Regions from separate parts of the Homo sapiens genome. Here region 2 is linked to region 1. The links are chromatin contacts, found by Hi-C or POLR2A ChIA-PET in ENCODE. All regions are on one chromosome and are shown on one strand. Each heading gives the region's core, a stretch centred on a gene start or an enhancer-like site at or near the end of the contact. The rest is flanking DNA. Distances are from core to core; before and after follow the strand shown.

The links. A loop is a pair of places that touch in the nucleus more often than their neighbours do. ChIA-PET counts read pairs that join two places held with the same protein, here RNA polymerase II (POLR2A). Pooled maps may share reads with other maps.
Region 2: a map of naive thymus-derived CD4-positive, alpha-beta T cell shows a loop between it and region 1 (11-fold over the local background). The contact joins the promoter of SAMD15 here to the promoter of PSEN1 in region 1. A Hi-C loop is called at or near these places in 1 of 168 maps with a recorded cell type or tissue (naive thymus-derived CD4-positive, alpha-beta T cell) and 6 of 50 pooled maps. POLR2A ChIA-PET finds 5 or more read pairs at or near these places in 1 of 52 experiments (T-cell).

What each region holds. Positions count from the first base shown.
Region 1 is chr14:73,134,289-73,140,205 of GRCh38, forward strand. It overlaps PSEN1 (presenilin 1), which reads left to right and starts at 2,219. Exons shown (of 12, transcript NM_000021.4): 1 at 2,219-2,295. RefSeq lists silencers at 1,999-2,078, 2,339-2,398 and an enhancer at 2,569-2,678.
Region 2 is chr14:77,374,776-77,380,692 of GRCh38, forward strand. It overlaps SAMD15 (sterile alpha motif domain containing 15), which reads left to right and starts at 2,604. Exons shown (of 3, transcript NM_001010860.4): 1 at 2,604-4,332; 2 at 5,608-5,706. The coding sequence starts at 2,644. TMED8 (transmembrane p24 trafficking protein family member 8) reads right to left here and starts at 2,319. Exons shown (of 6, transcript NM_213601.3): 1 at 2,161-2,319. The coding sequence starts at 2,278. RefSeq lists silencers at 1,897-2,326, 5,720-5,900 and an enhancer at 2,377-2,586.

The DNA.
Region 1 (5,917 bases), core at 969-3,468:
GGCTAATTTTTGTATTTTTAATAGAGACGGGGTTTCACCATGTTGTCCAGGCTGGTCTTGTACTCCCAACCTCAAGTGATCCTCCTGCCTTGGCCTCCCAAAGTGCTGGGATTACAGGCATGAGCCACCGTGACCAGGCGTTCATGAAAAATTTTCATGACATTCTGTGAGGTGGGTGGACCATAATTTATTGTACCACATTTATTTATTTATTTATTTATTTATTTATTTATTTATTTATTTATTTTTATTTTTTGAGACATAGTTTCGCTCTTGTTGCCCAGGCTGGAATGCAATGGCGCAATCTCGGTTCACTGCAACCTCTGCCTTCCAGGCTCAAGCAATTCTGCCTCAGCCTCCCAAGTAGCTGGGATTACAGGCATGCGCCACCACGCCTGGCTAACTTTTTTTGTATTTTTAGTAGAGACGGGGTTTCTCCATGTTGATCAGGCTGGTCTCGAACTCCTGACCTCAGATGAGCCGCCCACCTTGGCCTCCCAAAGTGCTGGAATTACAGGCGTGAGCCACCGCACCCTGCCTATTGTACCATATTTAGTTTCCCAATTTTTTGCTATATAATATTCCATGAATATCTTTGCCCAAAATTTTTGTAGATTGTTTCTAAGAATAGTTCATCAGCATTTTAAGACATCCTATTAATATTAGCGGACTGCAATCAGATTGAAGTAGTTCACAAATAGATGGGTTTTAGCCTGTATTTGTTCAATACTGAACTATTGTATGTATCAGGCACTGTTATGTATCAGGCACTGTTCTCAGCACTTGTAAAATGTATATGTGCTGCTGACAAGCATGAGCACTTGTAAATGAACAAACTAAAATCCCTACTCTTGTTAAAGTGGGGGAGGTGAAGAATTTTAAAAACATCTTTTTTCGTTCAACCTTCTCCCACAACTTATCTTTCATTCTGCTAATGGAAAATATTACTTTTGTTCTTAAATATGAAGCTTTTGTGTGTAAAAAGTATTAGAATCTCATGTTTTTGAACAAGGTTGGCAGTGGGTTGGGAGGAGGGATTGGAGATTGATGCGATAGGAATGTGAAGGGATAGCTTGGGGTGGATTTTATTTTTTAATTTTAATTTTTATTTTTTGAGATGGAGTCTTGCTCTGTCTCCCAGGCTGGAGTGCAGTGGTGTGATCTCAGCTCACGGGTTCAAGCGATTCTCCTGCTGCAGCCTCCCGAGTAGCTGGGATTACAGGAGCGCGCCACCACACCCGGCTAATTTTTTTGTATTTTTAGTAGAGACGGGGTTTCACCATGTTGGTTAGGCTGGTCTAGAACTCCCAACCTCATGATCCGCCTGCTTCGGCCTCCCAAAGTGCCGGAATTACAGGCGTGAGCGACTGCACCCGGCCGCTTGGGGGTGGATTTTTAAAGAAACTTTAGAAGAATGTAACTTGCCCAGATACCATGTACCGTTAATTTCATTTTCGGTTTTTTGAATACCCATGTTTGACATTTCTCCGTTCACCTTGATTAAATAAGGTAGTATTCATTTTTTAGTTTTAGCTTTTGGATATATGTGTAAGTGTGGTATGCTGTCTAATGAATTAGACATTGGTACTGTCTTTACCAAAACTGGACAAAGAGCAGGCAGATGCAAAAATCAAGTGACCCAGCAAACCAGACACATTTTCTGCTCTCAGCTAGCTTGCCACCTAGAAAGACTGGTTGTCAAAGTTGGAGTCCAAGAATCGCGGAGGATGTTTAAAATGCAGTTTCTCAGGTTCTCGCCACCCACCAGAAGTTTTGATTCATTGAGTGGTGGGAGAGGGCAGAGATATTTGCGATTTTAACAGCATTCTCTTGATTGTGATGCAGCTGGTTCGCAAATAGGTACCCTAAAGAAATGACAGGTGTTAAATTTAGGATGGCCATCGCTTGTATGCCGGGAGAAGCACACGCTGGGCCCAATTTATATAGGGGCTTTCGTCCTCAGCTCGAGCAGCCTCAGAACCCCGACAACCCACGCCAGCGCTCTGGGCGGATTCCGTCAGGTGGGGAAGGCCAGGTGGAGCTCTGGGTTCTCCCCGCAATCGTTTCTCCAGGCCGGAGGCCCCGCCCCCTTCCTCCTGGCTCCTCCCCTCCTCCGTGGGCCGGCCGCCAACGACGCCAGAGCCGGAAATGACGACAACGGTGAGGGTTCTCGGGCGGGGCCTGGGACAGGCAGCTCCGGGGTCCGCGGTTTCACATCGGAAACAAAACAGCGGCTGGTCTGGAAGGAACCTGAGCTACGAGCCGCGGCGGCAGCGGGGCGGCGGGGAAGCGTATGTGCGTGATGGGGAGTCCGGGCAAGCCAGGAAGGCACCGCGGACATGGGCGGCCGCGGGCAGGGCCCGGCCCTTTGTGGCCGCCCGGGCCGCGAAGCCGGTGTCCTAAAAGATGAGGGGCGGGGCGCGGCCGGTTGGGGCTGGGGAACCCCGTGTGGGAAACCAGGAGGGGCGGCCCGTTTCTCGGGCTTCGGGCGCGGCCGGGTGGAGAGAGATTCCGGGGAGCCTTGGTCCGGAAATGCTGTTTGCTCGAAGACGTCTCAGGGCGCAGGTGCCTTGGGCCGGGATTAGTAGCCGTCTGAACTGGAGTGGAGTAGGAGAAAGAGGAAGCGTCTTGGGCTGGGTCTGCTTGAGCAACTGGTGAAACTCCGCGCCTCACGCCCCGGGTGTGTCCTTGTCCAGGGGCGACGAGCATTCTGGGCGAAGTCCGCACGCCTCTTGTTCGAGGCGGAAGACGGGGTCTGATGCTTTCTCCTTGGTCGGGACTGTCTCGAGGCATGCATGTCCAGTGACTCTTGTGTTTGCTGCTGCTTCCCTCTCAGATTCTTCTCACCGTTGTGGTCAGCTCTGCTTTAGGCATATTAATCCATAGTGGAGGCTGGGATGGGTGAGAGAATTGAGGTGACTTTTCCATAATTCAGGTGAGATGTGATTAGAGTTCGATCTGCGGTGGTGGCAGAGGCTTACAAGAAACACTAACGGGACATGGGAACCAATTGAGGATCAGGGAATAAAGTGTGAAGTTGACTAGGAGGTTTTCAGTTTAGAACATGGCAGAGACATTCTCAGAAATAAGGAAGTTAGGAAGAAAGACCTGGTTTAGAGAGGAGGGCGAGGAAGTGGTTTGGAAGTGTCACTTTGGAAGTGCCAGCAGGTGAAAATGCCCTGTGAACAGGACTGGAGCTGAAAACAGGAATCAATTCCATAGATTTCCAGTTGATGTTGGAGCAGTGGAGAAGTCTAAGCTAAGGAAGGGGAAGAGGAGGCCAAGGCAAACACTTAGGAACACTTGCAACGAGGGGGTGGAAGAAGAGCAAGGAGCCAGCTGAGGAGAATGAGTGTGGTTGGAGAACCACCACAGCGCAGGGTCGCCAGAGCTGAGGAAGGGGAGGGAAGCTTCAGGAAGGAAAAGGTTGGCAGGGATTTTGAGTGTTAGGCCTGGTGTAGCAGAAGGAACAGAAGATTTAGAGCAGCGCTAGCCAATAGAAATAAAATGTGAGGCCCGGGGCGGTGGCTCACGCCTGTAATCCCAGCACTTTGGGAGGCCGCGGGGCGGATCCTTGAGCTGAGGAGTTCGAGACCAGACAACACGGCGAAACCCCGGCTCTACAAAAAATTAGCTGGGCGTGGGGGCGCGCGCCTGTAGTCCCAGCTGCTCCCAAGCGAGGCTGAGGCAGGAGAATCACTTGAACCCGGGAGAAGGAGGTTGCAGTAAGCCAAGATTATGCCACTGCACTGCAGCCTGGGCAAAAGAGTGAGACTGTCTCAAAAAAAAAAAAAACCTGTTTTGTTTTTCTTTTGGAGAAAAGGCATACAAATTTATTAGCATGCAGACTGGGAGAACCACAAGGTGATTATCCCTATTTTAAATTTTCTAATAAACATACTATTATTTATTTATTTATTTATTTATTTATTTATTTATTTATTTTTTGAGACGGAGTCTGGCTCTGTCGCCCAGGCTGGAGTGCAGTGGCGCGATCTCAGCTCACTGCAAGCTCCGCCTCCCGGGTTCACGCCATTCTCCTGCCTCATCCTCCCCAGCAGCTGGGACTACAGGCGTCCGCCACCACGCCCGGCTAATTTTTTTGTATTTTTAGTAGACACGGGGTTTCACCGTGTTAGCCAGTATGGTCTCGATCTCCTGACCTCGTGATCCGCCCGCCTCGGCCTCCCAGAGTGCTGCGATTACAGGCGTGAGCCACCCTGCCCGGCCGGCTATTTATTTTTTTAGAGATGGGAGCCTCACTATGTTGCCCAGGCTGGTCTTGAACTCCTGGAGTCAAGTGATCCTCCCGCCTTGGCCTCCCAGAGTGGTGGGATACAGGCACAAGCCACTGTGCCTAGCCATAAACACATTTTTAAAGGTAAAAAAAGGCCGAGCGCGGTGGCTCACCCCTGTAATCCCAGCACTTTGGGAGGCCGTGGCGGGCGGATCATGAGGTCAGGAGATCGAGACATCCTGGCTAACACGGTGAAACCCCATCTCTACTAAAAAATACAAAAAAAAAAAAATTAGCCGGGCGTGATGGCGGGCGCCTGTAGTCCCAGCTACTCGGGAGGCTGAGGCAGGAGAATGGCGTGAACCCGGGAGGCGGAGCTTGCAGTGAGCGGAGATCGCGCCACTGCACTCCAGCCTGGGCGACAGAGCCAGACTCTGTCAAGAAAAAAAGAAAAAAAATGTAAAAAGAGGCTGGGTGGCCGGGCGCAGCGGCTCACGCCTGTAAACCCAGCACTTTGGGAGGCCGAGGCGGGTGGATAACCAGATCAGGAGATGGAGACCATCCTGGCTCACGCGGTGAAACCCCGTCTCTACTAAAAGTACAAAAAATTAGCCAGACATGGTGCCAGGCACTTGTAGTCCCAGCTACTCGGGAGGCTGAGGCAGGACAATGGCGTGAACCCAGGAGGCGGAGCTTGCAGTGAGCCGAGATCGCGCCACTGCACTCCAGCCTGGGCAACAGAGTGAGACTTCGTTTTTTTTTTAAAAAAAGGCTGGGCACAGTGGCTCACACCTGTAATCTGCCAGCACTTTGGGAGGCCGAGGCAGGTAGATCACCTGAGGTCAGGAGTTCGAGACCAGCCTCGCCAAAATGGTGAGACCCTGTGTCTACTAAAAATACAAAAAATTAGCCGGGTGTGTTGGCGTGTACCTGTTATCCCAGCTACTCGGGAGGTGAGGCAGGAGAATCGCTTGAACCCAGAAGGTGGAGGTTGCAGTGAGCCGAGATCATGCCACTGCACTCCAGACTGGGCTACAGAGCGAGACTCCATAAGAAAAAAAGAAAAAAAAGGGGGGCAAAAAGAAACAGATGAAACCAATGTGAATAATTTATTTTAACACAATATACCTAACATATTTTTATTTCAATATCTAACCAGTATAAAAATTTACTTGTTTTGCCCTCTAGAGATAGTAAGCTCCTTAAGTAAACAGAAGTAATACCTGATTAATTAGAATTCCCAACCCTCATCAAGTGTGTGCTTATATAGAAGAAACCCAGTAAATGTTTGTTGATTGAAAGATATTAATACTCTTGCTTGGATGAGAGTGAGGAAAAAGGTATTAGTATTGGCTTTTCACAACGCCTTGTACGGTTTCTTGTTTAAGTTGATCAAAGCAAAAGAAAGACTGCAGGCAATGCTAAATATAACAAGTGATTTACAAATTAATTAGACGTAAATAATCATTTTTCATTAAAAATTAGTTGTATTCTGTCCATTTCCTCAGAATTTTAGACAATGATTTTGAATAATCATATCTCCCTTATAGAGTTATTGAAATTAAATAACTTATTGGGAAAGATTCTTTATAATTATACAAAGGTATATAGGACCATAGTCTCATATCCAGAGTTCTGAAATCCGAAAACTAAAAGGTTTTTCTTTTTTTGCTATTCTTT
Region 2 (5,917 bases), core at 1,354-3,853, 4.2 Mb after region 1:
AATTGTAATAAAAGACGCCCAATTATATAATGTTTTGAATTGTTAATTGTTTCTCCCTGAAATGGATCTCTCATCTCATCAAACTGAAAACACCTTGAGGACAGAGACCATAACCTGTCTGCGAGTACCAATACTTGATTCATGGCCAATAAAAACAAACAATTATAGACTTCATCATAACAAGATGACAATTTCATCCAGACAGTAAAAACTTGCGCTAACTTGAACAGGTAAGTTAACCTTTCTCAGCTGTAGTTTGTTCCTCTGTAAAATGGGAAGAAAATGATTGTTGACATGACTAAATCAGAAAATATAAATTTTTTTCCACCTCTGGCACAGAATAAGCATTCAATATCTGTAGGTTATCATTACTATTATTTTATTAGCAACAAATCCTACCTCAAGAGGAAGAGCTTGCTCTGGGCTACTATAATAAACCCCTACATGACATTAAAAAAAAAAATTATCACCCTGCATTCTGAGGGTAAGAGGAAGGAAAGTAAGCATCTCTACCAATGTCCTGGGAGGAAGTGAATGCAGGAATGAATTAGATGTCAGGGGGAAAAAAAAACACACTCATCTATCTAAAACGCGTGGGTACGTTTGCCATAAACACATGAGAACCTAAAGGGGAAGTAAAAACATGCTTAATTTGTAAATACTGGCGCATGCAAGGGACAAGTGTTATAAGACTTACCTTTCTGTGTTTACTTGCTTAGTCTTTTAGACATTATGCTTAGAATTTCTACTGCTATGTTAAATATATGCCAACGATTTTTAATTTAATACAAAGCAGAGTTCGTAAGAAAAAAAGGCAAAATTTGTCAGGTGTTTTAAAGTAAAAGAATATAAAATCATGGGAAAGAGCTGGGTGAGTTGTGTGTGTGTTTGAATAAGGCAGCATTATGAGAGGGAAGATACTTGGGATCAGAGTAGAAGACAGAAAAAGGCACCATGTTGGAAGCCATACATCCAAGAACACCTCTGGCGGCACAGGAAGTTCAACTGAACAAAAAGAGACCTTACTGTCACAATGGTTGAGACGAGTATAGTGTGTACCATGGACTATACCCCAAATGCCTTAGACAAAGCAGCTCAAGTAATCCTCACAATAATCCTATGAGGCAGATATTTTTAGTAATCACATTTTACAGATGAGGAAACTGACGTTTCAGACTCCAATCCAGGCACCCTGGCTCCACAGTAGTGCCTCAACCATTATACTTTATGGTGTCTATTTTAATTTCAGACCTAGAAAATTAATTTATATTTGCTACTTAAATAAGACAAGTTCTCTCCCCTCTACCCTTTCGTATTTCAAAAGAGCATCCTTTCAGTTGCATCGTGTGTGGTGTTCAGGAGGCTGAAAGAAGAAAGTGTGATGGATGGACTCTTTTGTCTTTGGACACTGAAATAATACACACGGAGGAACTCGCGTTAGTAGAAATGGAGACGTCGTCCTGGACAAGAAGAGGATGAGGGTCTTGAGAATGAGGGAGGTAGGCCAAATTTTTAATTCCTGCTCTTGCTTTGGCTACTGTGTTCAAGCAAAAGACCCCAGACACTACCTATTTCAACTCTGCTTTTCATTTTTCCCACTCTAAGCGATGGAGAGGATGGCAGCAAGGCCAGGGGGCCTATGTGCAGGAAGGCTAGGGCGCAGTGGGCTTCTGGCAGAGGAAGGCAAGGCTGCCAACCCGGGTGGGGGCCGAGAGGCGCGTGGTAAGGCTGGGGCAGGGGACTGAGATGGGGATAGGGTGGGGAGCCAGAAGCAGGGGGCGGCGAGGCCAGTAGGGTTCGGGTCGGCAGTCTAGATGTGATTAGCAGACGGAGGTGGGACCCGAACCCCGGCTGAAGCTGAAACTGAAGCTGAAGAGGCGCCAGGGGCAGAGCCACCCTGTCACTACCATTTGGGCAGATCTCAGAAAGGAAGCGGGGCAGGAATCAAGGCATTTCGAAACAGGAGTGAGTAGAAAATAACCTCGAGCCCAGGGCCCGGGTGGTGGCAGCGGCGGGGAAGGGGCCCCGCGCGCGAAGGGGCTGCCGAGGTGGGTCCGCTCCGCGGGGAAGCCCAGGACAGAGCGCGGCGGAGGCTCGCGCCGTGGTGCGGGGCCCTGAGGCCGGGCGGCACCCACCCGCCAGCGCCCCGGCCTTGCGTACCTGAGGCGGCCGCCTGGCTCCCCTCCACTCCCTGGCAGTCCCCGACGCCGCCAGCCGACCCTGGGCGGGCTGTGGGGCTCCAGGAGCCCGGCCCCTCAGCCGCCTGCAGGTCAGACATCTGCAGCCCGCGCACGGAGCTCTCCGCTGCCAGCCGCGAGTGGCTCCGGAAACAGCCGAAGGCCGAGCGAGCGCCGAGCACAGCCGAGCGCAGCCTGCAGGCCGGAAGAAGCGGCGCGGCGGCCGCTTGAAAAGCTAGCTGACCCAGGGGCGGCCACAGGAGCTCTGGCCCGCTGAGGCTGGCGATGAGGCCGCAGGGAGGGTTACTGCGTGCTTGTGACAGACGATTTTTAAAGTCAGGGCTTGAAAGAACAAACAAAACCTGGGGAAGAGTCAGGAAGACACTGCCGGAAATCGTGGTATCCATAGAGACGCTATCGGAAGTTGGGGTTGCTAGGAAGCCGCGGCGCGTCTGCTAAGCTGCAAATGGCTGAAGTCCCGGAGGATTATGATTCCGGCCCAGATGAAGATGGAGAGCTGGAGCCTGAGAGGCCTGAACTGCCTGGACTTCATAAATTGTATGAAAATGCCGAACCAGACACCATGGCAAAGGCAGACTCGAAGCTACCAGCAGAGATTTACCAAGAGCCACAGCCAGAGACCGAGGAAGAGGACTTCAAAGAGGGGGAGCCAGACAGTGCTAAGAACGTGCAGCTGAAACCTGGCGGGACGTCCCAGGAAGGAATTGCCAAGGAGTCCAAGAGAGACGTACCAAGCGAAACTGAACCAGGGATACACCAAGAGGTAAAGTCGGAAACATCCAGAGAGATGGGAGAGTTTTTCAAAGATTTGGAGGCCCCTATGGATGAAACGCATAAAGAGTCAGACCTAGAGCCACCAGAGGAGGCTAAACCAAATGTTACAGAGGATGTGTTCCTAGAGTCAGCTATGGAAACAGATCCAGATCCAGTGCCACCAACGGAAACCATGTCTGAGGTTTCGGGGGCCACAGTCAGAGAGAGAAATTTAGAATTACTAGAGGAGGAGACTGAACCGGGGGTTCCAGAGGAATCACTTAGAGTGCAACATGAAGAGACAGGTCTAGAGCCTCCAGAGCAGACCAAACAAGATTTTCCAAGTGAGAAACTAGGAGAATCACTTGAAGAGACAGATCTTCAGCCACCAAAGATGACCAAACCAGAGACTCCAGAGGAGACACAAAGAGAGTCAACTGAGAAGAAAAGGACAGAGCCACCCGAGCAGGCTAGACTGGAATTTCTGGAGAAGGAACCAAGAAAGTCTAGTGAGGAGGCAGGTCTAGAGCCTCCAGAAGAGACTCAACCAGAGGTTCCAGAGGAGATGCAAAGAAAGGCAACTGAGGAGAAAGGGACAGAACTACCTGAGCGGACTAAACCAGACTTTCCAGACCACAAGCCAAGAAAGTCTACTGATGAGAACGTTCCTGAGCCACTAGAAGAGATCAAATTAGAGTTTCCTGAGGAAGAATCAAGAAAAACAAATGAGGAAACAATTCTAGAACAATCAGAAATGATGAAACCAGAAAGTCCAGAAGAGATAAGAAAGTCAAATGAGAAAAAAAATCCACAGCCACCAGAGGAGACTGGTCCAGTGCTACCACAGGAGATCAACCCACAAGTTGAAGAGAAAACACAAACAAAGCCAACTGAGAAAATTCTAGAGTTACCAGATGAAACCAAACCAAGGGAGACACATGTAGAATTTTCCAAGGAAGACAGGCCAGAACCAATAAAGTCTAAGTATTCTGTAGGAAACGATGAGCTAGAGCACCGTGAGCCTAAAAGAGGAAAGTTGTCACTAAGTGACAAATTTAGAAAAGAATATTACGCATTAGGATCTCTCAGAGAAAGTGAAGAATCAATTGGTACACATTATGAGTTTTTGCAACCACTCCAAAAATTGCTTAATGTCAGTGAAGAATGCTCATACTCAGATCCCTCAGAGTCTCAGACAGAATTAAGTGAGTTCGTTCATGAAAAGGAAGTTGTAGATTTGTCCCAAGAGTTGAAGGAACGGGTCTCTGAAGATGACGAAACCCAGCCAGAAAAAGGGACTGAGTTACAATTTGAGCATCTTAATTGGGATCCAGAGGAAGTTGCAGAGTGGATTAGCCAGCTAGGCTTCCCTCAATACAAGGTATACAAAAATAAGATGTTTTGAAATCACATGCTGTCATCCGTCTACTTCTTATTCCTTCTAACTTGGCCTGAGCTCTTACCTCTTTACCGGAAGGAGTATCAAAAAGTCCTAGACTGTGGTAGAGGTAACTTGGATTTTAATTTTGGCCTTGCCACTGATGTATATTTGTATTTTGGGAGAGGAAGGGAGGGTCACATCGGTTTGTTTTTCCTCTTCCAGTGATTACACTTCTCTGCAATCCTTGAATAAAAGACCAAGAAGAGTATATAGACCTCCTTTCTTTTTTTTTTTTTGAGACACAATCTCGCTCTTGCCAAGGTTGGAGTGCAGTGGCACGATCTCGGCTCACTGCAAGCTCCACCTTCCCCAGGTTCACGCCATTCTCCTGCCTCAACCTCCTGAGTAGCTGGGACTGGGACTACAGGCGCCCGCCACCATGCGCGGCTAATTTTTTGTATTTTTAGTAGAGACGGGGTTTCACTGTGTTAGCCAGGATGGTCTCCATCTCCTGACCTCGTGATCCGCCAGCCTCAGCCTCCCAAAGTGCTGGGATTACAGGCGTGAGCCACCGTGCCCGGCCTTAGACCTCCTTTCATAGAAAACTGTATTTTTAAGTAGACTTTGTTCAAGGTAGGCTTTTTGGTACTTTGTCAAGTTATTTTAGTGGCAGCTCCCTTGCTTTGAACTTGTGCTATTACTTTTTAAAGTGTCTGCCCCAAATATGTCACCTGTATCATGAGCACTTAAGTGTATTAATTCAAGTTAGCCAGTTAACCAAAACTAGTTTTAGTAAAAAGTCAGTGTAAACCTCTTGTTTCACTGATGCCAACTAGGTTTAAGGCTACCACAAAACAATACAAGATCTGAAACCTTTTGTACCTACTATACTTACAAATGTAATTGAGACATGAAGAAGCACTGGTTGTACCATGCCCAAAAAAACAGTTAAAGAGCAGTGTAAAATTTAATAAAGAGCTTACATGGAAAAATTGTGCCGTTATTGGGATAGAAAGTAAATTTAAGCTACTCAGGAGGCTGGGGCAGGAGGACTGCTTGAGTCCAGGAGTTCGAGGCTGCAGTGATCTATGACTGCAGCACTGCACTCCCGCCTGGATGACAGAGTGAGACCCTGTCTCTAAAAAAGAAAAAACAAAATAATATTTTTTTCTCAGGGTAGAACAAACACGACTTCTTCCCTTCCTCCCCCTTCCCTCCCTTTCTTCCTTCTATTTGCAGTACATTTTTTAAGTGATGTCCTTGTTGTATTGACAGGAGTGTTTTATCACAAACTTCATCAGTGGCCGAAAACTCATTCACGTCAACTGCTCAAACCTCCCTCAGATGGGGATAACAAACTTTGAGGACATGAAGGTGAGTTGTGTCCAAAGTTTCCCTACAGAGCACTGTTAACAGTGCCACCATCTGTCTCAAACCAACCTTTTTTTCCTCCAGCCTGGCCTCCCACTTCTGTCAATGGTGTCATCATAATTCCAGTTCCTCAGGCTCACGGTGGTTGCCTCCTCTTTCTCCTTTGATCCCCATAAATATTCCAAGAACTGTCCATTGCTCCTGTGGCACTTAC